3 separate regions of the Homo sapiens genome follow, and regions 1 and 3 are each linked to region 2. Evidence: chromatin loops called from intact Hi-C (ENCODE). Cell type or tissue: Calu3. All regions are shown on one strand. Each heading gives the region's core, and the rest is flanking DNA. Links, peaks and the distances in the headings are about the cores only.

What was found. Peaks named below come from ENCODE experiments on the same cell type or tissue, not always from the same donor. Only the 100,000 strongest peaks of a DNase experiment are listed, where the experiment ranks them.
Region 1: it touches region 2 in a loop (4-fold over the local background); 13 of 110 quality-filtered maps call a loop at or near these places.
Region 3: it touches region 2 in a loop (2.2-fold over the local background); 3 of 110 quality-filtered maps call a loop at or near these places.

The regions. Positions count from the first base shown.
Region 1 is chr4:161,558,467-161,569,894 of GRCh38, reverse strand. All of the region lies in intron 8 of FSTL5 (follistatin like 5), which reads left to right. Among named protein-coding and RNA genes, the nearest start is that of FSTL5-AS1, 460 kb to the left of the region's middle. In Calu3, for the core only: no CTCF peak of the experiment used is centred there; no DNase peak of the experiment used is centred there.
Region 2 is chr4:162,158,497-162,169,924 of GRCh38, reverse strand. It overlaps FSTL5 (follistatin like 5), which reads left to right and starts at 5,925. Exons shown (of 16, transcript NM_020116.5): 1 at 5,925-6,310. RefSeq lists an enhancer at 5,662-5,771. In Calu3, for the core only: no CTCF peak of the experiment used is centred there; no DNase peak of the experiment used is centred there.
Region 3 is chr4:161,959,105-161,970,532 of GRCh38, reverse strand. All of the region lies in intron 3 of FSTL5 (follistatin like 5), which reads left to right. Among named protein-coding and RNA genes, the nearest start is that of FSTL5-AS1, 58 kb to the left of the region's middle. In Calu3, for the core only: no CTCF peak of the experiment used is centred there; no DNase peak of the experiment used is centred there.

The sequences.
Region 1 (11,428 bases), core at 1,372-9,371, 600 kb after region 2:
ACTCAGGTTTTATTCACTAGACAACTAAAACATTTCTTCATTGTCTAAGGATACTGTCCTTAAAAGAATTTAGTCCTTAGAGCCACAATGTGGGGTGTGTGTGTGTGTGTGTGTGTGTGTGTGTGTGTGTGTGTGTTTGTGTGTTGGACTTAAAGATCTCATTTTCCTTTTCATATCTGGCTGCTGTGTCCTCCAAGATGTCCTCTTAAATAAACTTTATCCAGCATAATCAGTCTTTCTTCCTCTATTTTCCTTTCATTTTCTACTATTTATGTTGTGATGGAAAATCAAAGGTATATGTTTTCAAACCACTTCAGTTGCTACTTGGTATCTTGAGCAAACCCAATTCTCAGAGACAGTGGAGGAACAGAAATGTAATTGCTGTCTTAGGCTTTAAGTTGGCAACACCTCCTTTGAGTTGTTTTTCTACCCCACCCTTGAAATTGATTTCTCTAAAATAAGACACTTTTTTCTTGGTGTAATGGTTTGAGACATTCCTTGGCTTAATGGTGGCCTTCACAACTTCCATGATGTAATTCTGGTATTTGAAACAGGTAACCCTTGGGCCCAGATCTTGGATACCAAGAAATGTTTATGGCAGCCATGGCTTTTTACTTTGTATTTGTTCATTAATTGCTCATGCTTGTAATCCTAGCACTTTGGGAGGCCAAGGAGGGAACATTGAGGCTAGTTTGATACCAGCCTAAGTAACATAGTGAGATCTCATCTCCACTAAAAATTATCCAGGCATGGTAATGCACACGTATGTTTTTGTAGTCTCAGATACTAAGGAGGCTTGAGCCCAGGAGGTTGAGGGTGTAATGAAATATAATACAATATATAATCTTTCTTTGGGTGAAGACACATTGTAGAAAGCCATGATAAGAAAATACATAAATAACAGAACTGGGGTACTTGCTACCTTTGAACAAGCCTCTCTTTATAGAAAGTTAACCCTGCAAGATTCCTTCTATATAACTAAAGACAGTACATGTAATTTTGTTAGTCAGTTTAGTACTGCTTAACTATAGCTGCTATTAATAATTTAGAGTAATAACCTATATTTGTGCTTTGTATTACTAATGGAAATTAGCTGCCTATGCATTAGGTAAACAACAACAACAAAAAAACTGCTTACAGACCTGGTTAAGAAACATAGCAAAAGCCATTTACTGATACATAAAATAACTTATCTCTGCCTTAGCCTTGATTTTTAAACCAGGCCAAACTTGATCTGTGTAATTCAAAGCTGAATAATGACAGCTCCTACATAGGGTGACCTGCTTCCTAATGTGTATATTTGTTAGACATAACTCTGCCTGCATAAACACAGCTATTCATTTATGGGGAAAACTTACCCAATAGGATAACATTAAATTATGCCATATTTAGTAAAGCTTAAGACCCAAAGCCACCTGCGGAGGCTGCAGCATATAAAAGCTAACTTCCCTACTGTAAAGAAGATCAGCTCTAAGGCATATACCATCAGGGCTAAGTTACCCGCTGAAGCTATTTCAAAAGCTTTGATTCTTCCTGGTGTTACTGTGTCAACTGCACTTTATTCTTTGTAAGTTTCTAGAGCGTTCTCAAAGCATCAGATGTTGCACATATAGGAGATCGGTAAAGAACACCACTCTCTTCTTCCTCCTGATCCTTGTCTTCAGAACCAATTAAGAGAAAGATGCAATAGTGATTGACATAAAGGACAAAATATTACCTGCATTGTGGGTAAAGCTGCCTAGAGAAGGTGGTTGAGATATATGGCAAATATGGACTCCAAAATTTGCCAAGTCATGGGCGTCGCTGGGCAACCCTAGACTTCAGCACACGGAGACAGAGCCAACACTGCTGATCTCGTATTGCCAAGAGAGCAGAATAGAATGCATCCTCTTTTCAGGCAGATCCAACACATGAGAAAGGATGAGTTCCATGTGCTCAATCTTTCTAAAAACACACCAAGCCAATGATTCTTTCCTCTTCCTACTTTGACCAAATGGGAAGATCGTTTTAGAAATTAAGTTAGCAATAAAACAGAACATCATTTTAAGGGTTGAAGGGAGAAACAGTCCTCTACATGAATCAAAGACGTGTAGATTCTCTTGTTTATAGGAGCAAATCTCAGATAGGTGACTCATTCTCAGATACTATTATTTTTTATTCACCTATGATTGACTTAGACTTAAATTCATTCAGCTAGAATTCTTTTACATAGGTAATTGAATGTACTGCATCTTGTTTTTGATATTACAAAGTTGTTTTCTTCATAAAATTATAATCTGGTTATATCTACACATAGATATTTAAATTAGCATGATATGGTTTACTGGACTAGGAGTGATATATCATAGATTACTTCTATGTATACAAGTACTGGGTAATGTTACAAAATGCTCATGAGGTGGCCAGCACTTAAAAAACAGTATAATGACTAATTAATGTAATGACACTTGTATAACAAGAGAGTGGAAAGAAGGTTAATGTGATAATGAGGCTTATTTGATCTTAAAGATTTAACATGAGGGCACTCTCAAGATAGCTTAATTAGATTTTAAGCACCTTTTGCAATTTGCATGTGTACTTGTTAATCCATATGTTTTAAAAATAAATTTTATTTTATTTAAATTAATGAATTTATCTAATCTCTTTCTCTGTGTTGTTTTACTGCTAGATGCTTTCTCAGATCTTTATTGTGTGTAATTTATGATTATTTCTTCCATATTATGTTTAAATTGTAGTTCAATTTAAAATAGTACAATGACATTTCTAAAGTTCAAAACAATAGCTTCAGATGGTTCGGGCAGTGATCACAAGTTATGACTGGAATTATCTAATTAGTCTTTATGTTATTTAGCATACTTTATTGTATCATGTAATACATAGTAAATTTGATTTCATTCATTGACATCTGTGTCATTTTTAAACTTGACCAAATGGGAAGAATGTTTTAGAAATTAACAGTAAAACAGAGCATCATACGTAATAGTAATTCAGAAAATAATTTGCTGCCTCTGGTGCACTGGGAAAATATAGAATACATTTTCACATGCTATACCTAGGCTTTTATGAGTTCTCCAGATTAATACCTTTTAACGCTTTTCTTATACTTATGAGTAATTATTATAATTCATTTCCTTGATTTTTGCTACTCCCTCCTTCCCTCCATGAGATACGAAAATATGTTAGTCATCACTAATCATCAGGGAAATGCAAATCAAAACCACAATGAGATACCATCTCACACCAGTTAGAATGGCCTTTGTTAAAAAGTCTAAAAACAACAGATGCTGGCAAGGCTGCAGAGACAGGAATACTTACGAACTGCTGGTGGGAATGTCAATTAGTACAGCCACTGTGGAGAACAGTTTGGCGATTTCTCAAAAAACTAAAACTTGAACTACCATTCAATCCAGAGATTCCATTACTGGGCATATACCCAAGAGAAAATAAATTGTTTTTTCAAACGATATATGCAGCCCTATGTTCATTACAGCACTATTCACAATAGTAAAGATGTGGAATCAATCTAGGTGCCCATCAACTGTGTATTGGATAAAGAAAATGCGGTACATATACACCATAGAATACTATGCTTAGCTTCCACTTATAAGTAAAAACATGTGGTATTTGTTTTCCATTTCTGAGTTACTTCACTTAGGATAATTGCTTACAGTTCCATCCAAATTGCTGCAAAAGACATTATTATGTGTGTTTTTTTTTAATGGCTGAGGAGCATTCCACGGTGTGTGTGTGTGTGTGTGTATATATATATATATATATATATATATATATATATAGTCCAAAAAAAAAGAAAAAAACAATAGATGTTGGCACAAATGCAGTGAAAAGTGAACACTTATACACTGTTGGTAGGAATGTACATTAGTACAACCTCTATGGAAAACTGTGGCGATTTCTCAAAGAACTAAATGTAGATCTATCATTCAACCCAGCAATCCTACTCCTACATATATACCCAAAGAAAAACAGGTCATCATATAAAAAAGACATCTGCACACATATGTTCACCATAACACAATTCACAATTGCAAAGATATGGAACCAATCTAAGTGTCCATCAACCAATGAAGAGATAAAGAAAATATCATATATATGTGTGTGTGTGTGTGTGTGTGTGTGTGTGTGTGTGTGTGTCTCAAGTTATACTACGTTCACAAGAAGGAAATCAGCACTCAGGCTAATCTTATAACAGAATAGGTTAACAATTAAGTGTTTTCATGCCATAGCAAAGATATTTTTCTGACCCACATGGGATTTTTGACATTTAAGTGGCGGGCAAACAGCAAGCTTTTGCATATTGCAAAAGGAAAACAGCCTGAAAAGGTACCAAGATTTCATTTCTGGCCTGCTTAAATTTTCTTTTAATAATCAAGACTGCCACTTGTGTAAGATAAATAATTATATATGAGGATCAGAGAGAAAAATGTGTTAATGCAACTAGCATTTTTTCCCTCAAAAACATATATATGTATTTATTTCAATATATTTATTGAGATTACATTAAGTTTATGTGGATTTCCATTTACTTGACATTTACTAAGCAAACCTACTTCTAAGAATTTAATGCCAGTCAAACATTTCATATTAATCAAATGCAAAAAGATGTTCTTATGGCTAATTATAATAAATATGATGATGATGATGATGATGATAGGCAAGATATGTCAAATGAATCCCAGAAATCTGTATAGATTGGAGGGCTTTGATTAGTTTTCTGTTAATACGGAGGTCTGAGAGGCACTTATGAATTCTTTGCTTTCGGCCCCACATTTTCAGCTAACACAAATCATTTTAAGTAAACTTTGCCAGAGGATAAGTAGAAGGTTCCCTGTACTGTGGCTTCTATGATAGTGATTTGGGAGTGTGTTTTATAACAAAATACATATAATTTTGTGCATCATATAGTTTTATAAAATATTATCAATAGAAAATATATCATTTGTGACTATCAGTGTTCTATCACTATTATAGATAATTTATGCTATTGAATTGGAAGTTTCCTCCAGCTCATTTTTTGATTTAACACCAGTGAATTTTAGAATAAAAACAAATAGTATGCAAGCAGAACACCTAGTGATAACACCACTCCTGACACCCGCAATAGGCATCTCCCCTACAAATGCTACTCTGAGTTAGAAGGCATTAAATAATAATAATAATTATGTCTTTGGAAGTATCTAAAAGTTTATAAATAATAAAAATGCATTTAACAGTAATTATCATGTATTAATAAAAGATTAAAGATTATAAGTATCATTTTGAAAGTGAATATTTACAGGTGATACATTACTATGTCAAGGAAATAGTAAATTGTTTATTGAAAGCAAATTTTTAGGAATAAAAATTAATAAATTAATTATATGAGTTAATTAAATAAATTATATTAGTTATCAATTAATATATTTCAGCAAATATTGTTATATTTTAGCAAAACATATGGTAAATAGTAGTGCCATCTATTGATAAAACTGAAAACTGCAGTTTCTCCTTAAGAAAACACTTTTATATATATATATAGGAATACAATTCCAAAGCTAATGATTCCTTATTGTTATGGCTATTATTATTTTATTATAGGATCAGGTCATATACTGGAACTGTGTTAAAAATGTTTGTGTGTGTACTTGCATGTGTACATATATATGTACACATGCATATATACACATGCATAATTTATAATTTGATGGTTCTGATAATATACATCAAGTATTGTTGTAGAATTAATTAGGCTGGCTGAGATTTATCTGAATAATGTAAATTTGAATACAAATATATTATTCACTCTGAAGAAAATTAATATCAAATGTTTATAAAATGTCTAGACAATAAATTTCAATGTGGATGAGGGGCATAGTTTTATTTTTATTCCTTTTATTATAATATGCAGATAATATTTTAACGCATAAGCATTTACATATCTTCTTTTTAGCACCCTACTATGACAATTTTTGTGTTGTTTTTTCTTTTCATTTTGGCTTAATTACATGTAGTAAGGCGCTACTACTTAGAAAACTTTCAAAACAGGTTGGCACTTCTAACCAATTTAGATTATAGTAATGTTATTCCCAATAATTCTAAATTATACAATAACTTTTCCAAATTTGCCTTAGTATAACTGACAAGAACAATATGTGCACTTTCTGGCCAAATTGTTGGGGAGAAATAAGACTACAGAAAAGATAGCAGTAGAGAGCAGTGGTAATATCCATTGACTGCTACGGGGTGATTAGATTATTTGTTGCAGGGACATATATGCCACAACATTAATAGGTACCATGGAGGAAGCAGTAAGATTGACAAAAGCAGAAATAATAATAAAGAAGCACAGCCTAAATAGTGAGGCACAAAAATGGAGGCTGACATGAATTAGAGCCAACTTTGAAGTACAATGACCACTATCAAACAAAGCCCAGGAAAATAACGGATGGTCAGAATGTGGAGAATTTGGAGCCCTATTCACTATAAGTGGAAATGTAAAATATTAGCACTTCTGTAGAAAACAGTATATTCATTTCTAAAAAAATAGCAATAGAATTGCCATACGATAAAGCAGTTCCACTTCTGGATATATAGCCAGAAGTTTTCAAAATAAGATCTCAAAGTAATATTTTTACACCCATATTCATAAGAGTATTATTTACAATAGCTAAAATATGGAAGCAACCCAAGTGTTTGTTGATAGATAAATGGAGAAGTAAAATGTGGTATGTCCATAAAATATGTTTCCAGTTAGGGTGAGTCATATTTAATATTGTTCACGGTTTGGAAGGCAGAAAGAAATGAAAAGCCACTTTTGAATGCGGGGACACAGCCACCATGTGACCTTGTAGCCCACACATGTTGATGCTAATCTAGGGCTCATGTTGTTGTTACATCCTTCAGACTTAAAAAGGAAGACCATTATGCAATATGCTACAACATGTATGAACCTGGAGGACATTATGCTAAGTGAAATAAGCCAACTACAAAATGATAAATATTGTATAATTCTATGTATATGAGGTACTTTCAGGAGTCTAAAATCATAGAGGCAAAAAGTAGTTATTGTGTAGTAGTTATGGAATTTCAACAGCAAGAGTTATGGAGATGAGTGATAGTGATGGTTGCACATTATGAATGTGTTTAACACCACTGCACTGTATACTTAAAAGCAGTAACAGGGTACATTTTATATTATGGGTATTTTGCCACAATAAACAAGGTTGAAAAAAATCAAATAGATCTGCATACACTAGCAATGACCAATCAAAAAAACAATATTAGGAAAAAAAACCATTTATATTAGTATCAAAAAATAGGTAATTAAGAGTAAACTTAACCAAATAAGCAGAAGACTTTTATACTGAAAGCCAAATTATAAATTATAGAAGAATTATAGAAATAAATTATAGAAGACCTAAATCAATGGAAAAACATACTATGTTGATAAATTTCAATACTTAATTTTATTAAGATGGCAATACTCCCCAAATTGATGGGCAGATTCAGTGCAGTTTCTATGAAAATCACAGCTGTCAGAAATTGACAGGCTAATCCTAAAATTTATGAGGAAATTCAAAGGATCTGGAATTGTCAAAATCATCCTGCGTGTGAAGAACAAACCTGGGGAACTCACACTTCCCAATTTCAAAACTTCCTACAAAGTGACAGTAATGATAGTGGTGTGATACTGACACAGCATAGACATAGATCAATAGAACAAAACTGAAAGAATTAGAGGAGGGAAAATGAACGTCCAGTGGGGAAGAGCAAGAAAAATTGCAAAACCATGAGCATGAACTGGAGTCCATGAGATTGGCTTAGTACCCATGTCCATTCTCATCGCCTCCACTCTCAGTAAGGTGGGTGTCCTGAGATTCTGGCTCTCATTGGACAGAACCAGATGCATGCCATGCCCAGGAATTGGCAAAGCTGAGGGAAAGTGGAACACTTGCAGACTGTTGTTCCACACCTACAACACGTGCCTTAGCTTTGCAACAATGTGTGTGGGCTACAAGGTTACATAGTGACTGTGCCCCAGCACTCAAAGTGACTTTAATTTTTCTTCTGCCCTCCAAACTTTGAACAAAATTAAATATGACCCACCCTAAGTGGAAATGTAGAAGAAAAAGAATTCTGGGGAATATAGTTCAGCCTAGCCAAGTTGAGACATTTACAAGCTACTATTATTTTTTGCTTTTTCTTCACACTAATGAAAACATACTGTATACACTTTTCTTTCTTTTTTTTTGCCTTGTTATTATTGTTCAGTTTTTTGAGCTACAATTTTTACCCCATTAAATTCCCTGTTAAAGTGCGCAATTTAGTGTTTTTTGGAATATCCTCAGAGTTTTACAATCCTCACCACTATCTTAACTCGATAACATTTTCACCAAACCAAAAAATAACCCAGAGCCAATTAACAGCCACCAGGCATTCATCTCAAACCATGCAGTTCCTGGAAATCACTAATCTACTCTCTCTTTCTGTGGATTTACCTATTCTCTCACTTTCCATTTATCTTCCCATTTTGACTGCCAGTTCTGTGAACTTCAAGCTCCAAAATCAGACAGGAAGATAAGAGTCTTACAGAGATACTTTTTCCAGCTCCTGCAGTTGAATTCTGTAAGGTCAAATTCCTGTAACAAATATTTATCTGTCTATCATCTATCTATCTATGTATCTATCTATCTATCTATCTATCATCTAAAATACAGTTATGCACTGCACAACAACATTTCTGTCAATGATGAACCACATGTAAGATAGTGGTCTTATAAGTTTATAATGGAGCTGAAATATTCCTATTCCCTAGGGACGTCGTAGCTATTGTAATGTCACAGTACAATGCATTACTCACATCTGTGGTGATGCTGGTGTAAAAATTCTACTGTGCTACCAGTAATACAAATGTATGGCATATACAATTATGTATACTACATAATACTTGATAATAATAATAATAAATGACTATGTTACTGGCTTATATGTTTACTACGCATTTTAGTGTCATTTTAGAGTGTACTTCCTCTATTAATTAAAAAAATGTTAACGGTAAAACAGCCTTAGGCAGGTAGTTCAGTAGGTATTCTAGAAGAAGGCATTGTTGTCACAGGAGATGACAACTCCATGTGTGTTATTGCCCCTGAAAGACCTTCCAGTGAGACAAGACGTGGAGGCGGAAGACAGTGATATAGATAAAGACAGGACCTACACAGGTCCCCTGACCCTGTGTAGGGCTCAACTAATGTGTGAGTTTGTGTCTTAATTTTTAACAAAAATGTTTAAAAAGGAAAAATTAAAATTAAAAAATTGTATAAACAGAAAAAAAATCTTATAAAATAAAAATATAAAAAATTTGTACATTTGTACAATGTATATTTGAAGCTAAGTGTTATTACAGAGTCAAAAAGTTGAAAAAATTAAAAAGCTTAAAAAGTAACAAAGTTACAGTAAGCTAAGGAAAATTTATTATTGAAGAAAGAAAGTTTTTTTATAAATCTAATATAGCCTGAGTGTTCAGTGTTTATAGTGTACAGTGGTGTATAATAATGTCTTAGGCCTCTATATTCACTCACCACATACTCACTGACTCAGCAACATCTCATCCTATAAGCTTCATTCGTGGTAAGTGCGCTATACAGGAGTACCATCTTTTATATTATATCTTACTTTTACTTCACCTTTTATATGTTTAGATATATAAATACCATCATGCTACAATTGTCTACAGCAGGGGTGTCCAATCTTTTGGCTTCCCTGGGCCACAATGGAAGAAGAATTGTCTTGGGCCACATATAAACTACACTAACACTAATGATGGCTGATGAGCTAAAAGAAAAAAAAATCACACCAAGAAAACTCATAATGTTTTAAGAAAGTTTACAAATTTGTGTTGGGCTGCATTGAAAGCTGTCTTGGGTTGCATGTGGCCTGGGGGCTACAGGTTGGACAAGCTTGGCCTGCAGTATTCAGTACAGTAAGATACTGCACAGGTTTGTGGCCTGGGAGCTATATTGGCTATACCATATAGCTTAGGTGTGTAAATAGGCTATAGCATCTGGGTTTGTGTAATTACAGAATGAGCTTCCCATGGTGACAACATCACCTACCAATACATTTCTCAGAACGTAGCACCTTCATTAAGTAAGGCATGAACACATTTTACATGCATATGATATATATATTATGCATAATTATATTTATAAGTTTATACATAAAATCTCCTTCAAAATGCATGAGAAACCATTAACAGTTTGCTTACAGGAATTAATTTGCTTACAGGAAGAGAGAGAAGTAGAAAACAGTAAGATAGAAATGAGAGGGAGACTTTTCACAGTGTACTTTTTGTATGTTTTAGCTTTTCAACCATGTGAATGCATTGTCTGTTCAAAAATAATGAAATTAGAAGTGACAATTTTAAAACTAAAATGTACATTTGAAAAGTGGAAAGAGTAGAGGATGAATGAAGAGATAAAGGACAATGAAGAAAAGTAAGAAAAAAAGAAGAGGAAAGAGAGAAGAAATAGAAGGAGAAAGCAAAGGAGAAGAAAGAACAAGGAGGAGGATGGAAGGAAATAGAAGGAAACAGCAGTTATTTTAGGAGTCATCAGAAAGTTAAGAGTTATTAGAAAGAGGAGTCTAATTAGGAAGAGGAAAAAGGAGAGGATATAGATTAGAAACATCAATGCAGGCTTTTACGAAGAGATTCACCATATATAAATCTTGAGAAGCTAATACAGACCAGGTAATGAAGGATATTTTAGGTTGAGTAGTTTGGATATTAATCTGAGAAACGGAGAATGCAGTAAAGGATTTTAATTAGATTAGTTGCAACATAATACTTTCAATTTTAAAATAACTTTGTCGGCAGTATGAAGAATGAAGAATGGATTTGTGCAGGGCTGTTGAGAAGAAGAGCAGTTCACAGGTTTTGCACAAAGGCTAGAAATAGTGAAGGCCTAAACTGAAGGAAGAAAAATGTGAAAAATTGAGATCAAATTGATAATAAATATGTTGCCATAAATAACTGGATTGGGGTTGGTTGGGAGAGTTACTAATGAGTTAGAGTGAAAAGTCACAGAGGGCTACCAGTTTACTAATTGGGCTAGATAAATAGTGACTTCATTGCTTTCAAATGAACTTATAGGAAGCATGCTATTTTTACTAGAAGGTGGCATATTGAGAGATGACCTCTATGAATTGTTGGTGCCAGCAGCCACTTTTCCACTAATAGTGTGGAATAGCAGTGAACTATATTAAATACAATCAGAGGGAACCAGAACGGTGTGGACGCAGAGAGTATCTAGGGACCAGGAACAGAGGATTGAGTGAGAAAGTTAAGAGTAACATTTTGAGAGTTCCAGTGGGGTGGCATTTTTCTTTGAGCTACTCAGTGTAGACTTGTCTTTACTACTGATATAAATTATGT
Region 2 (11,428 bases), core at 1,561-9,560:
TCAAGACTTAAAGCTATATTCTCTATGTCCTTTTACATTCTGCTGTAAAGGTTATAATGTAAAACATGTTACTGTGTTTACTTCTTTTGAAACTGAAAGAACCATTATTTTGTCTCTCCTATAAACCGAAGTGTGGCCGGGCCCAGTGGCTCACGCCTGTAAACCCAGCACTTTGGGAGGCCGAGACGGGTGGATCACTAGGTCAGGAGATGGAGACCATCCTGGCTAACACGGTGAAACCCTGTCTCTATTAAAAACACAAAAATTAGCCAGGTGTGGTGGCGGGCACCTGTAGTCCCAGCTACTCTGGAGGCTGAGGCAGGAGAATGGCGTGAACCCGGGAGGCGGAGCTTGCAGTGAGCTGAGATCGCGCCACTGCACTCCAGCCTGGGCGACAGAGCGAGACTCCATTTCAAAAAAACAAAACAAAACAAAACAAAAATTCAGAAGTGTAAGTAAAATGGTGACGGCAACTAATATGAACAGGGACATTAGATTCTAAAAAATAATTAACATACATTTTTTAGATGTTGAAATAGCTGATATCGAAACGCTTTTAAGACCAACTCCCATACCATATGTGTTTTATGCATTTGCTTAATACTTTAAATTCAACAATAGATATTACAGATTTCCAACATAAATCTATTCATCAGCAGCACGTATTGTAATCATTGTGGGCAAATATATAACTCAAGTTGTGAGAACTGAAATTCTCATATGCAATACCAACATAGGCCAATAGATGCCCTAAGAGCTCTCTTAAACACAAGCACTCTAAGAACGTAAGTTGTCTGTCTGAGCATCAGCAAGTCTCATGCTTTTTTTTTTTAAAGTTCAATTAAGAAATAGCATCATAGTTTTAGATTCCAAAGAATCTTAATATTACCGAACTTTAAACTGCCTCACGAAGTACTAATTTCTATTCTATTAAAGTAATAGAAAAAAGAAAGGAAAACTCAATGAATTGATTTAAAAATCTATTAATACAATGAAGGTAACAATATATCTGATTCACATAATTGATTATTTCTAATTTTATAAATGCAGCCAACAATATTATTTATTACTGTGGTACATAAATGTAATTCTAGGGTTAATTTAATCACAGAAGCAGATCAGATTGTGTTGTAAAGTATTTCTTGAATTAGCTGATACTTTTAGGGTTTCCTGCTTTTACTATAATTTCAATTTTTTTTCTACAATATTGCTATTAGTATAGGGTACTTAAAGGCTTATTAATGGATGATATTTTAATTATGGTTACTACTTCTAGATTTTTTTAACACCGAAGTTAATTCATAGAAAATAAAGGATACTTAAATATGTTTGTTATATAAATCTAGCAAAATAAAACTATGTTCTTATCTCGCCAAGTTTAGTTTATAAAAAATTACATTCAGATGCTTTTTCCTAAGCCAAGGAAAAAATGATTTACTTATAGGTTTATGTCCACATTTAACATCCCTAAGGAGGATAGCTCAAATTGTGAAGATACATAGCTCTATAATAACAATTTTTAATTCTTATTTAATTATACTTACTAAATTTTTAAATCAATTCATCATTTCAATCTATACTTTTATAGAGCAATATTTTTTGAATCCATTCATATGAGCTCGAAAACTCTGTGCATTGACACGTTGATAGATGCTTGCTCTTATTGAAAGTTAATTCCCATTGTTTACTAGTGTGGGAAAATCAAACATTTTTACCAAGCCAAAACAGAAAGGCAAAATACAGCTTTAGGGGGAAACTCATAGCAGTATTACTTGGAAAGCAGGATGAGGGTGTCTGTGAAGTTGACAACTAAATAAAAAAAATACGAAAATGCATAAAAACTAGAATAGTTAACACAAACCTGAGTCTGCTAAATCTGTATGTTAATGTTCATTCCCCATGATGTGGCTATATAAAGAGCGGGTTTTAATTCCCTTCAATTGAGAAGATGAAACTTATAACATTAATAATCTATATTTATCATGGAGAATAAAATAGGTTTATTTGGCTTTGCACCCTCAGCATTCATGGTACATCCTTTGATTATGCAGTGGTTCTTTAAGTGGCCAGTTACTATAATTCTGAGTTCATTTTGACCCCAAATTATTGATGACAATGAGCAAATCTTTTATTTAAGGCCAAACCTAGGTTTCTGTATTAAATGTGGTAGGTTTCAGCTTTCCAGTTAAGCAGCATTTATTAAACCATGTTCTGTCTTTCTCCAATTAATATTACCTCAATAAATATTGATATCAAACAATTTCTTAAACCTATAACTTTTATTCATACTATACATTTATCCAGGTTCTTGTAGAATTTAAGAAGCCTGTTTACACAGTGAGAATTAAAGTTTATATGTGCATTAATCTGATAATTTGAGGGGTAGAATAGCAAAAAGTTATAGTCAGCTTTTAGCCAGTATTTCTGAAAAAGTCCGCCACTCCTTTATGAAATGTGCCATTTTGATGGTGGATTTATAATTACAAATGATAAAAATTGTCTCTCTTAGTGTATCTTTCTGTGTGTTAATGTAAATACTAGCAAGAAAAGACCTTTCACAGTAGTCTTGATTAAATTTAACAATCTTATCCAAAGCCACCAAAATGCCTATGCTATGATATATAATAGAGAAAATGAAAAACAACATAATCTCAATTTTAACATATATTGAGATTTCAAATAATTCCAATGAAACTAATTGAGATTTAAAATTAAACTGATATAATCTCATGAAAATTGTAATTGCTGCTTAGATAAAATACGTGTGTGTGCATAATGAAATAGTGTTCTTTAATTTGCGGGTTTATTTATTAGTAGTGAGTTTTTAATTCATATATCTTAAATTTTATTTCCATAATTTTAAGAAAACATATTTGAAAATTCTCTTTAGTATATCCTACCCACATAAACACACACACACACACACACACACATGCACACATATAAATTTGTTTAAGGTCACAATTTGGAATTAGCTAAGAAATTTAATATAAATATATTGTGTCAATATTTCTTTCAATAACAAAATACTGTATTTAAATGCCCTTTACCACAGTAGACATATACCTAATAGACATTTTAAATAGAACATTACAATGAAATAAAACATATGTGGAGAGCACAAAAGGGCCCAAGGGAGCAAGAGATAGAAAGTAAGAAAGTAATGGAAGTAAAGAAGATGCCATATATATATATATATATATATATATATATATATATATATATATGCTCTTTTTTGTGTATATGCTGTTTGTATTTATATATGCTCTTTCTTTCTATTATATATTTTTATATATATGCTCTTTCTTTTTAACCTTTTTATAGTGATTCCAAATTATATATATATATAAAATAGGTTGAAGTCTAATATAAAATTACAGAATGACAAGCATGTAATGAATTTTGGAGATAACAGGATAACCTATATATTTTACAAATGATGTGTGTGATGAAAAGGTTTAAATAACTTGCCCTCAGTCACATTGCCATTTAGGACAGTACAAAACCAAGAATCCGCTAGGAGGATATTCTCAATGCTTTTCTGCATGTATTCATCTTTGTTCATGCTTCCCAAAATAGCTCTTTTCCTTTTTTTTTCTTTTCTTTCTTTCTTTCTTCTGTCCCTCTTTTTAAAGACAGTGAAAAAATGAGAAAATGATTTGGCTTTCCTTTCCATCTTTCAAAGGAAGGTTTGTTTTCTAGTTTTATTCCCTCAGGTTTTTCAATAATATTATGACTGCTTTAATTGAATTCATAGTCCAAAACATTATGATCACTGGAGTAAACTGAAAAATTATGTCCATTATACAAACAACATAGGTCTTGGTGGAATTTTATAAGCATACATCATGTACTCTCTATATTGCTAAAGTGAACTATCAAGATTTCTCTGACATTTCAGCACATTGGCATGAAGCAGACCAAAGTGTGCTATGCGATGTTCCCAAAAGAAGCATATCATGTGCGCCGTAGCCAGCCTAAGTTCAAGTTATACAGTTGGCTCCATTGTAATTGTAATTGTGCAACACCCATCTGCCCCCACAGATCATCTTTCCTGACATATCATGGTGTCTGCCACCTTTATTAAAATGACTTTGGGAATTGAAGAACTCATAATACATGCATGTATGGGTATATCTGTGCAAAAAGTCATGGCACTTGACACTTACAAATGCAAAATCAGTAGTTGTCTGAGAAAACAAAAACATTGCAGATTACCCAAAATGCAAAACTTGTAGTCAAGGTGTGTTGGAGAAATAGTACTGGGGATTGTACGTTCAGAAAAGAAATGGGCAATTTCTGGAATAAAGCCATAGAGAAAGTTTTATGTGGGTGTGAATCAGAATAAAAAAATGTTCCTTCCCTCAAGCAAAAACACCATAGTTTTTTCCTCTGTTATTTCTTCTTTTTTAAGTAACTAGAAAGAAGCAGTTTGGGGGTATGGGTCCACAAAGTAAATAGACTTCCTCAAATAACTTCTTAATATTAGAGAAAATAAAATGCATTATTTTTCCTGATGGGGAAATAAGTAAGTGTATTCCTTTGATTAGAGTCCCTGAAAAATGCTTGTGAGTGGATCCAGTGCTAGATGATATCAGACTCCTGGCATATGATGACACATATCAGTGTGTATGCATTCTGATGGAAAGCAATGTGTGAAATGCTATGACATTATTTGAATAAACAACCTTTTTTATTAAACATGCTTTATCCAACTTAAGAAAATTTAAGCTTAGTTTTAGATACCCACTTCTCTGTCCAAGTAAGTCATGATAGCTGTAGGTGGGACATGTGCATGGAATGTGAATAATCACCCTTCTGGATGATTGATTGCTTCAGTTCACTGAAAGTGTTTGTTTACAAGTTTAAGCAGTCTGTGGAATTTGGCATGACAGGCCCCCTTTCTCTTGCCTTCAAGGAGGCTAGAGCTTCACTGGGACAAGAAATATCACAAATACTGAGAGAATTGCTAAAGGCTATGTAAAGCTTCCAGCATAGCCCATCTTTCATAGAAATATTGATATAGTAGACATAATAAATATTGCATAACCTTCATAATTTTGGCAGTGGAAGTTGAAGCTGATAACTTTCACTTTTTATTATTTAATTTTTTTCCCTCTGGAATCTCCAAGTCTATACAGTTTGAGGATTTGTTTAAATCATGAGAATGAATAAGGAAGGTTCTGTAGGTTTTATAGGAACGCATATGAAGTATAATATATACTATGGAGCACTCGTATTTTTTTTCCTTAAGATTCTGTTTAGAAATGATGGTTAGCGCTGCAAGCTTTCACGTTTTCTCTCAGTGCTCAGAATTTTTTTTTTTTTCTTCCAGGCAAGTTTCTGCAGCAGCGACTCCCTCCAGAGGCTCCGTGAACCGAGGGAAGGGAGTAGGAACACCAAATACGGATCCGTTCAAATAACCAAATGGCAGGGAGAGGCAGCAAAGTTTGGGCAGGAAGATGAAAAGGATTGGAGATGTTTTCAAGAATGGTTGAATAGATTCATTCTATTTCTCCGTCTCCTCCCCACCCGCCTCCCACTCGGTCCTCTCCGTGCTCCACTGCCCCCTCTCTCCGCCCCGTCTTCCTTCCAGAGCTGTGCCCGCAGCGATCTTAGAGTGCGCAGAAACGGCAGTCCCCGCGAAGGCAAAGGCTCCAGCACCGTCAAAGCGTTTAGTTTCTACTGGACTGGTTGAGAATACATCCTGAAGTCCAAAGATGCCCACGCTGACGTTAAGCCTGAATTTTGTTGCCCCGATTGCCGCAGCTGACTCTAGCAGAAGCCCAGTCAAGGGGGCGGCCCCTCACCTCTCGGCGAGTTGATATGCAAAATAGTTACGTCAGATGGTGGGGGCGGGGCACCCCCGGGTTGAGTGGCAGCAGCTCCTGCCTAGGGAGGAGGAGCGAGAATCAGCCTGGTTCAGTGACTGAGACAAACTGGAGGTGAAAGGAGCTGGTACTGTCCACTGTGCTGTCGGTGCTGAACCTGAGACGCGAGCGGACCAGTTGCTCCAGCACCTGAAGGCAACGCCCTCTTGCACCCTCTGTGCCCTGTGGGACCCGCTTCACCAACAGGACCCATATCAACTTGACAAAGGAGTGTGGTATCGGACGTGGGAGAGAGTCCTCTGTTTGCCACCTGGGCGCTCATTCAGGCGTGACTTTGGAGATTTCTATAGTTTTAGACCAAACTATTTTTTTTTCCCCAGCTAAGACGATCTTTTGAGAGTTTTTTTTTTTTATTGTGATTTATATTTCCACAGCGTTTAGGAATCTTTCTGGGGGACTTTTGTGACTGTTAAAATAAGGTAAGAAAAATAATATTGTTATAAATGATTACAAGTGGGGGAGAAATACAGACTGCCATACAAAAATTTAAAAACAAGTTATGCTTATTTTTATAATTTGAAACTGGACTTTTGGCAATGATTACAAAAATATTTTAATAATTACTATTATTATTATTATTATTATTATTATTATTACAAGACAATCTGTTAGTGATTATGCACTAAATTCTAGAGGGGAAGTTGAGAGCTTTGCTTTTTGTGAAGTTGATGTCATTATGTTATATCTTGCTTTATAAATATAAATATTTTAGAGCAATACTTTCAGCAGGGTTCAAAGGATAGGAACCATTCCAGGAAACCCCCCAAATATATTAGCAAATGATGTTAAATAAATCAACCAACAAGTTGTTTAGAACAAATATAATCAAATAATTATTTGAATGGACTAGTCTCTGGTTAATCATCAATATTATTCCTATATCTAAAGCATAGACTTCAAAGTGCAGAGCTCTCTTAACATTTTTTGGAAGGGAGGAGGTAGGTATAGAAACATTTACATCATGCTGGGTCCATTTAGATGTGTTGTTATGCAGTAGATCCAAATAAAACTTGTGAAACTCAGTCTCTGAGCATTCCACACCCCAAGGTCATGTGTATTTCCAAGTTGGGGGCTGTTTGTTCTGCTGTTGACTAGCAAATGTCATCCCCTTGCAACCCCCTCAGGTTAGAGGTGGATGTAAATGGGAAGTTCTGATTTAATAATACAGTATTCGCTTGTATTATAGTCGCTTGTGCTGTTGGTAATTGAATGGAACTGGGAAGTGTGGGCTGAGAAAATGTCTCACTATTTCAGCAATGTTTAACCTCTTGCATGCTTAACAGAGAGCTTTTCTTTACTTAGAAGAATTTTCTTTTGAAGCTATGTTCCTTTTATCAATTGGCAGTGTGTTCTGAGTGTGTACAGAGAAAGAATTCAGTGTGGAAAACGACTGAACAATACTTCTCATAGTGAGCAATTATTAAATGATAGAAGTTATCCTGTGCTCTTTGTATTTCTTATTACTATTCATGACTTTGACAGGTGTGATGGTTTGCCTGATAAATGGAATTGTGGTCTCTCATTTATGTCATTTAGTAACATTAGATTAAGTATAAATGATGCCTGGAAAAGGACGGGGGTGGGGGATATTTCCTTTACATTCCAGAGAGAGAGAGTTTAGGTTGCAAGTAGATGTCCAATATTAATAGGAATGAGTTAAATATAAAGCTGTTTCGTACTTAATAAGTATTATTCAACTGAATAGAGCTATGCTTTTCAGCAGGCGTACACTAAGTTAGGTTTAAATATTTGTATATTTTAAAATATAAAATTTCTACTCTAGTTGCATTAGAGTTACTAGGATGAAGTTTAGCTTTAGAATTTTATGATTTAAACTAAATCCTCTAGGTAGAGATTTTTCATTGTATTTACTACACAGCCCTACAAGAGAGTGATTGTCACAAGCAATGCATATTGTTGCAAATACTAAAGGTCAAATGTAAATCTTTTGAAGTTGTTCACATGTTTTACCCTAAACAGATATTCTTTGTAGGATTCATGTCAGTCATGTGATCTTAAATTAAATATTCATACAAATTTTGAAAGCCTGGATTGGGTAGAGGGGCAAAAAAGAATATATAAAACACTGAGCTAGGAAGTTTATACAACATAATCTCCTTTAAATACACAGAGAATCATTCTTTCCACTACAAATTTTGAAATGTTCTTGTTAAAACTAATTATGTTGGTATAAATATTTAGGCTGTGAAATTTCTAACAGAATTATGGCTTATTTTATTTTCAATTTTATTTATTATCTTGAAACATGAATACATATCTTAATTTTATAACTTATTTGAAAGGCATACTATATATAAACATTATATTTACTCAAAATGTACCTAAGTGTGTCATTGACTTCCATTTGCACAAAGTTTTCCAAGATGTATGTCTTTATTCAAGTATAAATATTTACCTTGAACTACCAATATCTGGAATTCTTTAAGATGAAATTTAATGTTTCATCTAACAATAACATATTTAAACACTGAAGTCAAACTATGCTACTGGCAATAATAACCAAAGGTTGACTCAGTGAGATTGCAAATGTAAAACATTAGCTGCATTTTTTTTTCTGATTTTTCTACACTTTTAGCTTTTGCATCTTAGTCCTGAAATAAGGTAAAATTAGATTCCCATCATAAGCCCAAATTTAGCATATAGGGGACACTACTTAAATGCAGAATAACATTTCCACTGAAACTAATCAAATTGCCAACTTTGAAGACACTTATGAAAGATATTCAAATGTGGTGGCCCCTTATTAAGTCTTTGATCCACAAAGAAATGACCGTATTTTGGAGTTACAATGAATTCATGTAAAATGTAAAGGATTATTCAGTAACACAACACTGGATGTCTTGTTAAGACATTAACTCATTTCATTACAGACACACTGCAAATATATACAGCACCGTTTGCAGAAAAGTGATGAACTTCATAAAGTCTACAGAAAATTATCAAAATAATTTAATTATATATTACATGACGTGCTCAATTTGTCTTTTTAAATTGTTTCTCAACCTCTTGAGGGTTATCGATCAAACTAAAAATTGAGTCAAAAATGAAATTTATAGATAGATTATTTCTTCTTACAAATAAAATGCATTCCTGTTTATGTTTTGTGAGATTTAAGATAAGGGTGAATCAATTTGGAATTTTTATTATCAAGGCTGTATATTGCTTGCTTGCTTTTTTTTTGTTTTGTTTTGTTTTCTAGTTACTAACATGGGCGATAGAAAAATACAAGTCATAATAAATCTGAAATACTCTAAAAAGTTTGAAAAAAATAAAAATACCTTTTAAAATAATATTTAAGAAGTTATTTGCCTAATAATTTGGATAGTTTTCTTTGAATAATGACCATTTAAAAATAATATTTAAAGCTCATTTATCAATAAGACCCAAAGGCCTTGAATGACATCTTTCTATTAGTTCTTCATATTTGCCCAAAATTGACATAGTATCTCTCGTATTTTTTACTACTTAATATATTATGAAGCTCAAAAGACTCTTGTGAACTAATAAACTAGAAAAAAATATTTCCTGTTGTTAGAGTAGTTCTAAGAGTCAAGTGACCAATTATCCTTTACCAAACAGAGTTAATCACCTTCTGCTTCAACGCCTCCAAAATCTTTTGGGTATATCCTACTTTAGGTTAGCTGTAGAATCCCTTGTGGAAATATCCTAATTTTCCAATTAAATTGGTAACCATACAGTAAAGCAATTAGTCCCCCTGTGTTTTAAATCACCTTAGTATTGATGAATTGATATTATTATAATGGATGGGACCATGTTTTGATAAACTCAGAGTTCCAATGGGTTTTCTGAAAGAGGATGAATTAAATAATAGTATAAGTAATTGAGACAATTAGAATGTATATACGTGTGTATGAATTTATGTGTGTACATATATATTTACACATATATGTATATACACATATATATGTAAATTCTACTCTAGAATAAACATGCAAGGGCATGGCCTAGAACATGCAAGTTAAAGACATGCTAGCTATTACAAAATAATTTAGATAATAAGCTGTAATACAATATATAACTTTTAATGGCAATTTTGTCTTCTAATTACTGTTATTTTTTATTTCGGCTAGAATGCTTGTGCACATACCAGTTTTTTTGGCATTAAAATGACATTTAGAACCTCTCATGCTGATTGGCAAGGCAAGGAACAATTGAAAATGAATATTTGCCAGGAATAAAAAACAAAATGGATGTGTGCATAATGAAGAGTTTATAGCACCACATTAATTATTTAAAAATATGAGTTCTGATAAAGGATTTGGAAATTACAATCTATAAAAGTAAAACATCAAGTTTACTTCCTACAAATCTTCAGATAATAAGCCATGCACCTCTGTAGAACACAGCCTGGATATCCCTGCGCATAACATATTTTTATTCCTTGTGTACTAATGTTTTCACACATAAATGTGGTAAAATAAGAGAACAGCTTCACTCTGAACTTTCTTGGTTTAAAATCAAGTAATTAATATTAATTTAATGTGGCTTTTGGTATTAAATTACATACATCTCTAAAGCAAAGTGGTTGCTTAGTGAGTTCATTTGTATGTCAATACATAGAATATTATTTCAACTCATAACTAGTTCATTGCACAAGTAACAATTCCAAAGCAAAAGATTTAAAAATACTTCTTCATTGAGTTGTATTTAAATATACATTGTAATAGAGAAACTTACTTTACTGATGTATTTTCTCTGTGAATGTAGCACCAAGGTAGCAATTAAGACATACATACAGTAGCAATTAAAACATACACACCTGAACTATATTCCCCAAAGATGATGATGAAATGGAAATAATTTACCTTTTGTAGTTGGACCACTAGATATTGTTTTTTTGTCTCTTGAGTTATTATTATTTTTAAAATTCCAAAACCCTAAAAGTAAATGTCCTTACATGAAAACACAAATGCCTACCTGCCCTCTGTAGTTACATGTCCCTTTTCTCAAAGCCACAGCAATTGCTGTGACTCTACTGTCAATCAGACTCTGAGCTGCCTCACTTAGGATTATGGAATCTGGCTCTTCATATTTCTAAAGAAAAAGAAGCAGTGAGTTGGTACTAGTAAAGACATTTGTTGCTTCATAATGGAGTGTCTATTGGTATCATTTGGTCTTTGATCCTGAATTTGCTTTTTCATCTGGGAAAAGGAATAAGATAGACATAGATACCATTCAAAATATTAATAGGTATTCATATATATTTTATTGATATCAGGCCATAAACCCATATTAAGTAATGTAACATTTGCATGGCTTTGTAAAGATTGATACTATTGAATTCTTAATTACTCATATGAATATAAGAAAGCAGAAATTCACATCAAATCTCCATACCACTGTATCCTATGGTCACACAACTAGGAATAGATGAATTAGGGAATCAAACCAAGTTTACATGTCTAGTACCTCTATTTAGGTCAAAAGTCCAGTAACTAGCTATATCATTTTCAAAACTAATCATTTTTACTATGATAATCTCTTTACTATATGTA
Region 3 (11,428 bases), core at 1,844-9,843, 200 kb after region 2:
AGTGAAGTAAGGCTTTTTAAAAATTTTATTACCCAGTAAGATGTAGTATGCCCTAATGACACTTCTCAGTATTGCATTTCAAAACATTACATATAGGTCACAAATCTGTATTCCTCCCCATAGCTCTTTTCATCCTAGACCTGAACTCTTACTGATATTCAGAATCAAAGTGTTTCCATATTGCAATGGGTCCCTTATAGTCCTGGAAAATATTATTACTGATATATCAAGATAAACTTGCTAAATATAGAATGAGTCCTGTGATTTTAAATCCTTAGCGTTTTAAAATCTGTCTCTACCTTTTCATTCCTACTTAAATGATCTTACCTCAGGTCCTCATTACCTTCATCTGGACTATTTTGATAGTGGAAACAAGGCTTTAATTTCACTCTTTTTTCCTGAAAGACACCTTCTACATTATTGTAAGTGTTCTTAAACAAATCAATCAAAACATTACATAATTTTCCTTAATGAGAAACTTAGTGACTCCCCATCAAATCCAGTTCGATTTTTTTAGCCCAGAACACAAGGGTCTGGTCCTCACCAACCTCTTTAGCTCATACCCTTTCACCCTCTGCATCGAATCCCACACACAGTAATACTAAAATAACTGCATTTTTCAAACATACACCATATTTTTTATCTTCTCAAATCCTCATTTCCTCTGCCTATATTATTATTATCATCCCTCATTTCTTATTTACCTTTTTAAATTCATTTTTTTAAAGATTGGGGTCACAAATTGGTTCCTCCAAAAAAAGGTTCTTATTCATCCTAACTTCTGTTTCTTCTATTTCCCTGCAGCATACCACAATACATCTATATTAGCAGGTTTGATCTTTCTCATTTGCACAGGAAATACGTGTGGATTATACAACTGGTTGCATTTCATATCCAGTGGAATACAGGATGAGTTCGTTTTTGTTTTAGTATTTTGAGATATATTTTGTATCACTGTATTTTTTTTCTTTGGAACTAACTTCCCAGACAGGTGGAAATGTGATAACTTGATTTTTTTTCCAAAACCAAATACCTAAATTGGTATTTTGATCTCTCTATCTTTTCTAACAAATTCTGCTATTTATTTTTGCACATCTAATTCTTTTACATGGTTCTATAGATAGATCGCTGCTCTCGCCTATATTGTCTTAATTTGCACTTTTTGTTTCCCAAAAATGTTGAAAATCAGATAAACCAGATAAAATATGTTATTTTCAACACTTGGGTGGATAAAATCACTTGAGAGATGTAGGGAAAGGAAATAGTAAAGTAATGGAGACAGTATGAATTAAACGTACTTGTCTATACTTAGTAGATCATATGACAGAAGAGATAAATCAACTAATAACTGTACTCTCTACCAAAACTAAATATGGAGTGCGTTTTTCTTTTTCACATCTAGGTAGGGTATATAATTCCAAAAAATAAAGCCCCTCCAACCTGTACAGTGGAATCCAGTCAATGCGGTAAAAACTTTCATGGCCAGGTCATCAGTTCATGGCCCTTGGAAATTTCTTTGAATAGGGACAAGGCCTTGGGCATGTGTGTGTGTGTGTGTGTGTGCTTATGTGAGTGTGTGTGTGTGTGTGTGTGTGTGTATGTCTGTGTCTTGGGTGGTAGTAGCAGACATAATAATCATCTTTGCTTCTTAAGGTCTTTTATGACAAGAGGTATTCTCCTGTCTTTTAATGTCCAAAAAGATGAATAAGTTGAGGCTAAAGTGACCATATTTGGCTCAATATAAACCAAATATTAACTTTGAATAATCAAGATGTTTGCGACAATCTTGACTGGCAATATGTGGTGTTACTTGTCACAACAGGTGTTCAAACATACATGGAATTATTGCTTGGCTAGGATACTGTTGAGGAGATTAAAATATATCAAAGGAATGGTTGTTTTAGAACATCTCTGGGATCCCTTCTAACCTCCAGGTTACCAAATTTTTAAAATATCTTCTTCCAAATGTCTAGTTTAAATATTAAATGGTGGAGTTCTGTCCTATTTTTCTTCTATGATAAAAATAACATTTTATATTTCTCCATATAAGAATGTGCTCTACTGCATATAAAAGTAATGCAGTTATTTGATTTATAAATCAAAACTGCTTTTCAACTCTGTGTGTTTTTATCTCTTTTATAGACATAGTTATCACAAAGATAAGGATGACTTTTTTTTTAAAGACATTGCATTTATATTGTCCATGTGTATTTAATTTTATTCACTTAACTAATAATGAAGACATATTTCTCTTTCAACCAATTTTGTTTTCTAACATTCTTCTGCCAAACACTGAATTTTGCATGTATTATATCATTCAGAACAAATTTCCTTGTATTTCACATTCAGAACAATATGTTTTACAGATGAGGAAATTGATGTGTGGCAAAATAAACTGATTACTAATAGTTGCAAAGTTAATAAGTGAAGGACCAGAGTATTTAACAAAGTCAGAAATACACCAAAGCTCTTCTTCTAAACAACTATAATCTATTTAAAATAAACAAATTAAAAAAAAAGAAAATACACAAGTATTTATTTTCTTTTTGAAATATCTTTAAGTGCAGAAGATGTTAAAGGCAAACTCCTGGGGGAAATTATCTAGTTTATTTTCAACACAAAATATTATCACTTTCAAGATTTGTTTGTAAGTTATATTGAGACATTTCTTTAATTATGATATTTGAGATTCCTCAGTCAGCATTTTAATCACTTTTATTAGCTTGAAAACATAAAATATGTGAACTTTTATTTTAAATAAATAATACAGAAAGCTCTTTAAACCTACTAATATCAATGATAAATGACTTTAGAAAGAAAAGCCAATTTATTCTACAGAAACTATCACTCCAAATTAATAGTTTCAGAGAATGTTTTTGTCTGCACCTAATTTTCAGAATACTTTCAATATAACAAAAAAGATAGGTTTTAGGTTATCTTTACATCATTTAACAAATCAACAACTTACAAAGTTATTTCATATTATTGAATATTTTTCTCTTTTCCTTAAATCTAGGCACTATCCTTTTTAAACTTTCCTCTTCATAAAGTTTTGTTTTGTTTTGCTTATTATTATTTTTTAATTTTCATCCTTTTTTACCTTTCTTTTCTTCTTTTAATTTTTTTCTATTTTTGTGGTTTTCTTTTGTATCTGTTTTTTGTTGAGTAAAATATTGGTTCTTTTGAAGGTTTAGGAAGATAGGCTGTTTTCTTGTTTCTTGCTCAATAAACCTTCCAGATGAGTCAAAGAAAATTTTGTAAAGTGGAGTTTCTCAACAATACTCAACAGGAATATGTCAAACCCTTCATCAGCTGTGCCTCTGGACAATTTTAAGATGATGTAACAAGGTGACTATCTCAGGTAAACTAAACTAAAATTAAAATTTTTATCAAATTGTGATATCTGAGTAACGTTGTAAAATTTTATTTTTATGAAACAGTTTTTTTTTTTTTGTGAAACAGAAATCCCATATCATTTAATTAGTTAACTTTATGGTGAGAGGTTTACCAGGCTCGTTATGTCTAAGTTGTGACTAAGTCCATCTTGCGTAAAATATGTTCACTGTAAAAGATTGAGGTTTTTTTTGTATTTAAAGCGAAGTTGGTCATTAATTCGAGTTAACTAAAGCATGATTTGAGAAAGATGGAATAGATATACCCAAGTAGAATCATGAGGGCAAGATTAAGGAAGTGTCTCCATGTTTGTTTGCTAGGGCTACCATAACAAAATACCAAAGATGAGGTGACTTAAACAACAGAAATTTGTTTCTCACAGTTCTGGATGTTTGAAGTCCAAGATGGACGTGTCAGCAGGGCTGGTTCCTTCTGAGGGCAGCGAGAGAAGGGTCTGTTTCAGACCTCTCTCCTTGCTTAACAGATGGCCATGTTTTCTCTGTGTCTTCACATCAGGATGATGTGCACATTATTTTTTATGTACATTATTGTGTTCAAATATATTCTCATAAGAACGCCAATCATATAGGATTAGCATCTATTCTAGACCTCAAAGTAACTTTATCATCTCTGTAAAGACCCTATCTCCAAATACAATCACCTTCTCAATCCTGGGGTTTTGTATACTTCACATTTGAGGAATGCAATTCAGCCAATAATAGGCTTTTTAATAGAAATTTCCTTAAGTGTCCATGAAAATGTCTCACAGAAGATTTCCTGAGTAATTCGTTTAGTGTTTTTTTAATAGTTAGCTGTACTAAGTAAGAATTTAGTGAAACTGAAAATAGACAGCTAGAAATCAACAAAATCAGGATGGGTGGTCTGCAATTGTAGAGTTCCAAGCCAAGCTTCAGTATGAACTGAAATTTAGGTTCCACAACCTCACTTACTTGCTCATGCCTTAGTAAGAAACTAACAATGAATTAAACAATATACATTGTTTTCTTACTATAACTCTGTGTTTCTTACCATACGACTTCATTGCAGCCAAGTTGTCTTTGTGGCAATAAGAAACTTGTATATATAAACAAACTCAGATATTCTCACACAAAATTAGAAATTTATACACATATTCATACATACTATGATGTACTAAGTCCCAGCTGTTTTAAATATCATCTATCTTACCTGGATAGTCAATAGTCCTTAAGTTTATAAGCTAAGTATGTAGGAACTTTATAAACCATGACAGATTACCCATACTCTACTGGTAAATGGTGAAAAGAGAAAAATTCCAAGGAATTTGGTTGAATTTCTAAAACACTTTACAATGGGACACTAACAGAAAATGACAATCCCTGCCGTCTTCTCACCAATTAAGTGCCTCAGCCCAGCACAGCATGAACAAGGGCCCAGTGAGCACTATGCCAGCAGTAAACAAGTTGTGATTTATCACTTTTTTATACATTTAAATATCCTGTCTAAGGATAACAGGAAGAAAATAAACCAAAATATGATAGCTTCCACTGTAGATTTGTAGGTCACAGTCCTTCCTGGTTCATTTCTACTAGACATGAAAACCCATGTGTTAAGTCAAATTCCATGAGCTCTTCCTGGAAACTCTCTGCCACCACATAGTTTACTAACACTAAATACTTAAATGAATAAATGATTACATCAAAAGTAAAAGATAGGAGACACAGATCAATTGTCACCCTTTCTCTAGTCCAGGCAAAAATTTCACTTACTTTTCCAAGGGGAAGACACCAAAACTCTTTGAGCCTGTCTTGGGCTTCTTCCAAAGTGGGGTTGCTGGATGATACATGTCCATAAGATGTAGAAGGGGTACAAACATTCTCTAGTCCTATTAATTTGGATAACTTGTAAAAGTGTCCAGAGAGTGGTCAGGTGCTGGAGATTTTGAAAAGAATTTTAAAACAGGTCATGGATATTGAAAGGAAGTTTAGGTCAAACATTGGAGATATAAAGGTATAATAAAACTTCAGTATTCACATGAATAAATATATGCTTTAGGAAAAATATTGAAAACAATTAATGTATGCTTACGAATTATCAGTTCCCTTTTAGCTGTAATGATGCTTTAGGGAAATCTTAATAGTTTTATATCAACTCTAGGTCCTTTCTTGATAATTAGGTAAGCATTATCTTGCTCTAGAATAAAGTAAAGTAATGGAATGATAAACCAACAATTAAGGAGAGTCTAATGTGTTATAAATAAATTATTATACTTTTCAAGAAGCTCAGGAAAAAGTAAATAAGGAATTGTGACCATATGTGTTGTAAAATTAGAAAATGTTTTATTCCAAAATGTAATGGTTACATATAGAAGCCAAAAATCATGTTTCATAAATTTCTGCTACTATCATGCTGCGTCCTAGAAGGCAAACACAGGAAACTATTAATATTTATAGACTAAGAATGAAGCAAACATTATAAATTAAATACGACCTGTTTTCATGAAAGAACACCATAAACCGACCAAAAATCTGATAGTTGATTTCCTATGGTAACAGAAAAAGAAAAGCCATGGTCTTTAAAATAGTTAACCTTTGATATTAAATCTCCCACTCCGCTATATTAAAAAAGCTTGAGATTTTCTGAAGTAAATAATAAGCAACTAATCCCTGTTATTTCTGCTAAAACTCTGTATTCTTCAACATAATGTAGCCTCATTGCACTATGTGATTTTGAAAGGAAAATTTTTAAGATTCTACATGGTAATTTGTAAACCATGTTTAAGGAGCTGCTGCACCGCTCTATGGAGTCTAATAGATAATTTGACAAATTGATTGTTAATTAAATAATCTAAAACCAGTATCATCGAGCTGAAGTGTGAAGATGTCATTTTCTGCTAGAGGTTAAATCTGAGTGGAAATTTTCCACCTCAGGCAGATGACTGCCAATCCAGAACATACTCTCAGAGACATTCTTAATATTACAATAAAAGCCACCTCAATTTAGTGTCTTTATTTATTATCCGTCATATTTCAGGATCACATCAGAATTCAGTAGAGGCTCAAATCATCACAAGTATGAATAGCTAGTATTTAGCATTCATAAAGCCTGAATAAATCTAGAGAAAAAAGGGTATTACTTAAAATTACTTTTTATTATATTATCTGAAATCCTTTGTTCCAGTAATTCAATTCTGTATATAACCTCAGAATTCATGGAGATATATTCCTAAATGTAAGTACTCTTATAAGATCACTATTACAATCAGTTTCTGAAGTATTTTCATAGATTCAGAAATTACTCAGATCACTTCTCAGTGTATTTTACAATTACACATGTATCAAGCATGAGCAGGAAAGATGCCTTCTTAATTTGTTTGGCACAGCATAGTGTCATATTTATACTTATCCAAGGCCATTAAGTGGTAATCATAAGTATGTACATTATGTTGAAAGCAGTAATAGTTGGGCAAACTTTTGTAAAAGAGAAATCTTTTATAACTCTTTGTACTGAATTGCATCAATTACTCAGAAAAGATCAGAGTTATTAAAAGTGAAGAGTACATAGAAGCATACAGGTTAAAGAAATCCCATATTTTTTGTTATGATTTTCTTTGTTTATATGAGTGTTCGGTCACGGTCTTGAGTCTCTTAAAATCTGAGATATATTAGAGGAAAATCACATTATCTGTGATACAGGAACCAAGGTTACTGTAGTATTTCAGTTGCAGCAACCATTATGCACAATAGATAACCTTGCAATTGAAGAAACTAGGTAAGAATGCTTTAATTGCTTTGATTTATATTTTTAAAACTTCAAAACCAACTTCTTAAAAATACTCATCTTGTAACTATATACAATATGTGAGGAATTTAAAAATATATTATTTTAATAAAGAACATTTCTGTGTCTTAAGAACAAGTCTACATAAACTTGCTAGAACAAAGAAATTATTTCATAGATATTTTGAATCAAATTACAAGAAAGTGAAAAAAAAGCAGTAACTGTTTTCCATGGTATTCTTATTTTGCCAGGTGTTTTGCATAGTATTTAACTTACATATTTTATTTAAATTTATAGCAAATCTGTGAGCTCTTGTATACTTCCTATATTAGTTGTAAGTTTGAGCTAAACAAAATACAGCTAGCAAGTGGCAAAGCTGGAATTCAAAGTTAGTTCTGACCCCAAAGCTTGTGCTTAGAGGTCTGGTTGGAAGAAAGGAAGAATGGATTCTGCTGTGAAAATCATGAATCTAGCATATGAAATTTTTATATTAATTTTCCTCATCTACAAAATGAATGTATTTAAATTAGTCCTTACAGTGTCTTCAGAAATAAAAGTTCTTTAGTTCTATGAACATGCCTGAAACTTCAATTAGTAATTATATAGTGGCTTAAAGAGTATTAAGAGCTAAGTTAATAAGCTTTCTCAGTGGCAAAATTATACTTAATTCATGGTGCCTGCCCTAAAGGAACTTAAAAGACAGGGCATCAACTTATGAAAATTAAATGACAGATCAACACTAAAGATAGTAATAGAAGATGCTATCATACAATGCCTATAATTCCATTTTCAAATGAGCAATGCGGGCTCATTAATACTCCGAGGAATTAAAAAAAAAAGAATCACAGATATATTAGCAGCAACTACAAAAAAAAATACTCTGAGGAAGTACTATTGTTCTCAAGTTCATAGCAAGGTATCAATTAGAGGGTTCCAGATGGTTACGATAGAAGAAAAGTGATTTGCAGATGTCACAACAAGAACCATCTTGGCTAAAGTAGCAAACAGAGATGATTTTCCAATTCGTATCAAAATAATTATACATTGAGAGCCATGCAAGTTTCTGAGACAAAATAATTGAAAAGGTAACCAGAACAATACTCTTATAGCACTGACAATCTTACTAATGTTTATATAAATAGTCAAAATGTAAATCTGGACCTTTCTTAATACTAACATATTAAATAATACTAGGAATAATTATTAAATGTGATAATAGAGTAGAAAAATACTTAATACTTTATTAGATTGTACTCATATTTAATATTCCTGCAAGTGCTTGGGAGTCAATTTTTATGAAATAAAAATTATTTTTAACAAATTATAATAGTTATACAACATTATGTGATATTAATATAGCTATAATAATATGGTCAACACATAATATATTTGCATATGTCAAAATAATTGATAGATAACTAATCTGCTTAAATTTACATAGATTTATCCATTTGAGTTCATAAAACACATTTCATAATTTCAATATCTTCTTTCTAATTGTTTGTTATCATAGCTTTTGGTCATGTAATACATATAAGGACATTGATACAATTCAAATCAACTCAAGTTGGTAGAAGTTAGAACATTTAAATGATTATTCAGGTATTAACTAGGATTTATAATTTTTAAAAATCTAACACCAAATTTTCAACTTCGGAGAAATTGATATTGTTCTTTTTTTTCTATGGAGAAATCTATTGCTAACAGTAAGTTTTTGGATTAAATGGAGAATGTCTAATTTTAAAGAATTCCAATTTATTATGAAGTGATGTTTAATATAAAGAAAGAATGCTCTTCAGAGCTCAATTATTTATATATCTATGCATATATATGTATATGTATATATATATATATATTTTTCTAGAGTAATGTGATGTATATAACATTATTTGATTACTAATTACTTCTTTGGGACCAAGTATACCAGTTCAGTTAGTCATAATGCAGTGATATTTAACATTTTAAGATAAACCGGGCATGGGGGTCCTTGCCTGCAATCCCAGCAACACAAGTGCCTGAGGTGGGAGGATCAGTAGAGACTAGACGTTGGAGACCAGCCTGGGCAACTTAGGGAGACATCGTCTCTACAAACACAAACAAACAAAACTTAGCAAGGTGCAGTGGGCACACCTGTGGTCCCAGCTACTAGGGAGACTGGAGTGAGAGGATCAGTTGAGCCCCATAGTTCAAGGGTACAGAGACAGTGTCATTGCACTCCAGTGTGGGTGACAGAGAAGCCCTCATCTCTTTAAAAAGAAAGAAAGAAAGATATAATCGAAGTTATCTATTCTCAAATTTGCTCTTCTTTTGAGAATAAATATCTAAATAAAACAAATTTAAAGCATATTTAATTAAAATAGTATAAATTAAATTTCTTAAATGGTTATATTTAATGAGATATATATTTAGGATGAGAATTTAAATTTTAAAGTTTTCATATTCACTTACAAAGGAACTCATTGCATTTCCTGATTTATTTTCGTTATGGCTCTTGACTCTTCTAAATCCTGACTTGTTAGTTTATTTTTCCTATTTCTATCTGATCCTTTTGAGGTAATTATTATTTTAAAGTGTCTTCTTTGGGTCTCCTTACTATTTTAATGCTATCAGACTTGTATTGGTGGAAAACAGCTTAAAAGTTTTCACTTCTGTTATGAAATAAATAGTAAGTATTGACATAAGTAAATCAAAACTATAGTTAAGAAATTTGAAATAAATTATTGTAAAACAATAATGAAATATATCAAATTTAACATAAGTTGTTTTTAGCCAGTTATATAATATAAATGTTTCTACATAACAAGCAAACATATTGCATATCAACTAGACACATCTTAGTACTCTATAATTTGGTAAGATTTATGCATATAATTTCATTGGTTACAATTATATTAAAATGGCCAGGCGTGGTGGCTCACACCTGTAATCCCAGCACCCAGCACTTTGGGAGGCCAAGGCAGGCAGATCATCTGAGGTCAGGAGTTTGAGACCAGCCTGACCAACATGGTGAAGCCTCATCTCTACTAAAAATATATTTAAAAAAAAAATTAGCTGGGCATGGTGCCACATGCCTATAATCCTAGCTACTTGGAAGACTGAGGCAGGAGAATCTCTTGAACCTGGGAGGTGGAGGTTGCAGTGAGTCGAGATTGTGCCATTGTACTCCAGCCTGGGCAACAAGAGCGAAACTCCATCTCAAAAAAAAAAAAAAAAAAAAATTACATTAAAATTCTGGTTTTCTTAATCTGTTTATTGATTTTCAGCATAGGAATAAATATTGAAAAAGCAAACAAGCTAATTAAACAGTTAAGTTCTGAACTTATTTTTATTTAATAACATTGTATAGATAATAAGCATGTATCTACCTTATTTTGCTCGAATTGGTGTTTCAACATGATTTTAGTTTGAGGTCTGAAAATGCTTTGAAATACTTGCTATGTCTTGACAGGAATAGGAGAAGCCAGAATTGGTCTTTTGTGCAAACTGCTCCCAGAATGTAAATTTGAAGCATAGTTCATTCTTCTAGACAACCAAGACACCACTTAGTAAATTACTGTTTGTATTAAAGGCTAATTCAATAGCACACCTCTGAATTAGCTTTCTCAGATGTCCAATTCTCACCCAATAAATTGTAAAGCACAGAACTCTAGAGAGCAGAAACATTATTAACACAACAATGTCTAAAAAAATCTGCATACCAAGAAACATCTCTAGTCTAAATATATAATACTTCTCACACATACGTTACTTTTCATTCATGTAGTTTAAAATTGCTTATATTATTAAAATATATTAATTTAAAAGCATGACTAAATGTCCTGCTATCATTACCATTATCTCAATTAGCTGTTATTAGAACTTCTGTTATGTAAGAGCTCTACAGTTTTAACATGAAAATGTAGTCATTATACATTAATTCATTAGAAACTATTTACCTAAAGCATATGTAACTATCTGAGGTAACAAATTACGCTGAGTGATGTTAGCTGTAAGACTTTATTTTGGTACTATAAAATAAAAAATAACATCCTAAAATTAGCATGTTATACCTATGTTAAGACATGGGAAATATGTATCTTAAATCAATAAAATAAATATATGTCTTTGAAAGTTATAAAATTTTGCTCATCGTAACACAATAAATGTTCTTGTCACCTTTTATGTAATAATGATTTTACAATAAGAAAATGTCAAACTCTATTAAACATGGAATATATTCTTTCTCCTAACCAAAACAACTAAAATGTCAGGATAAGGTACTTAAAACATATGTTAA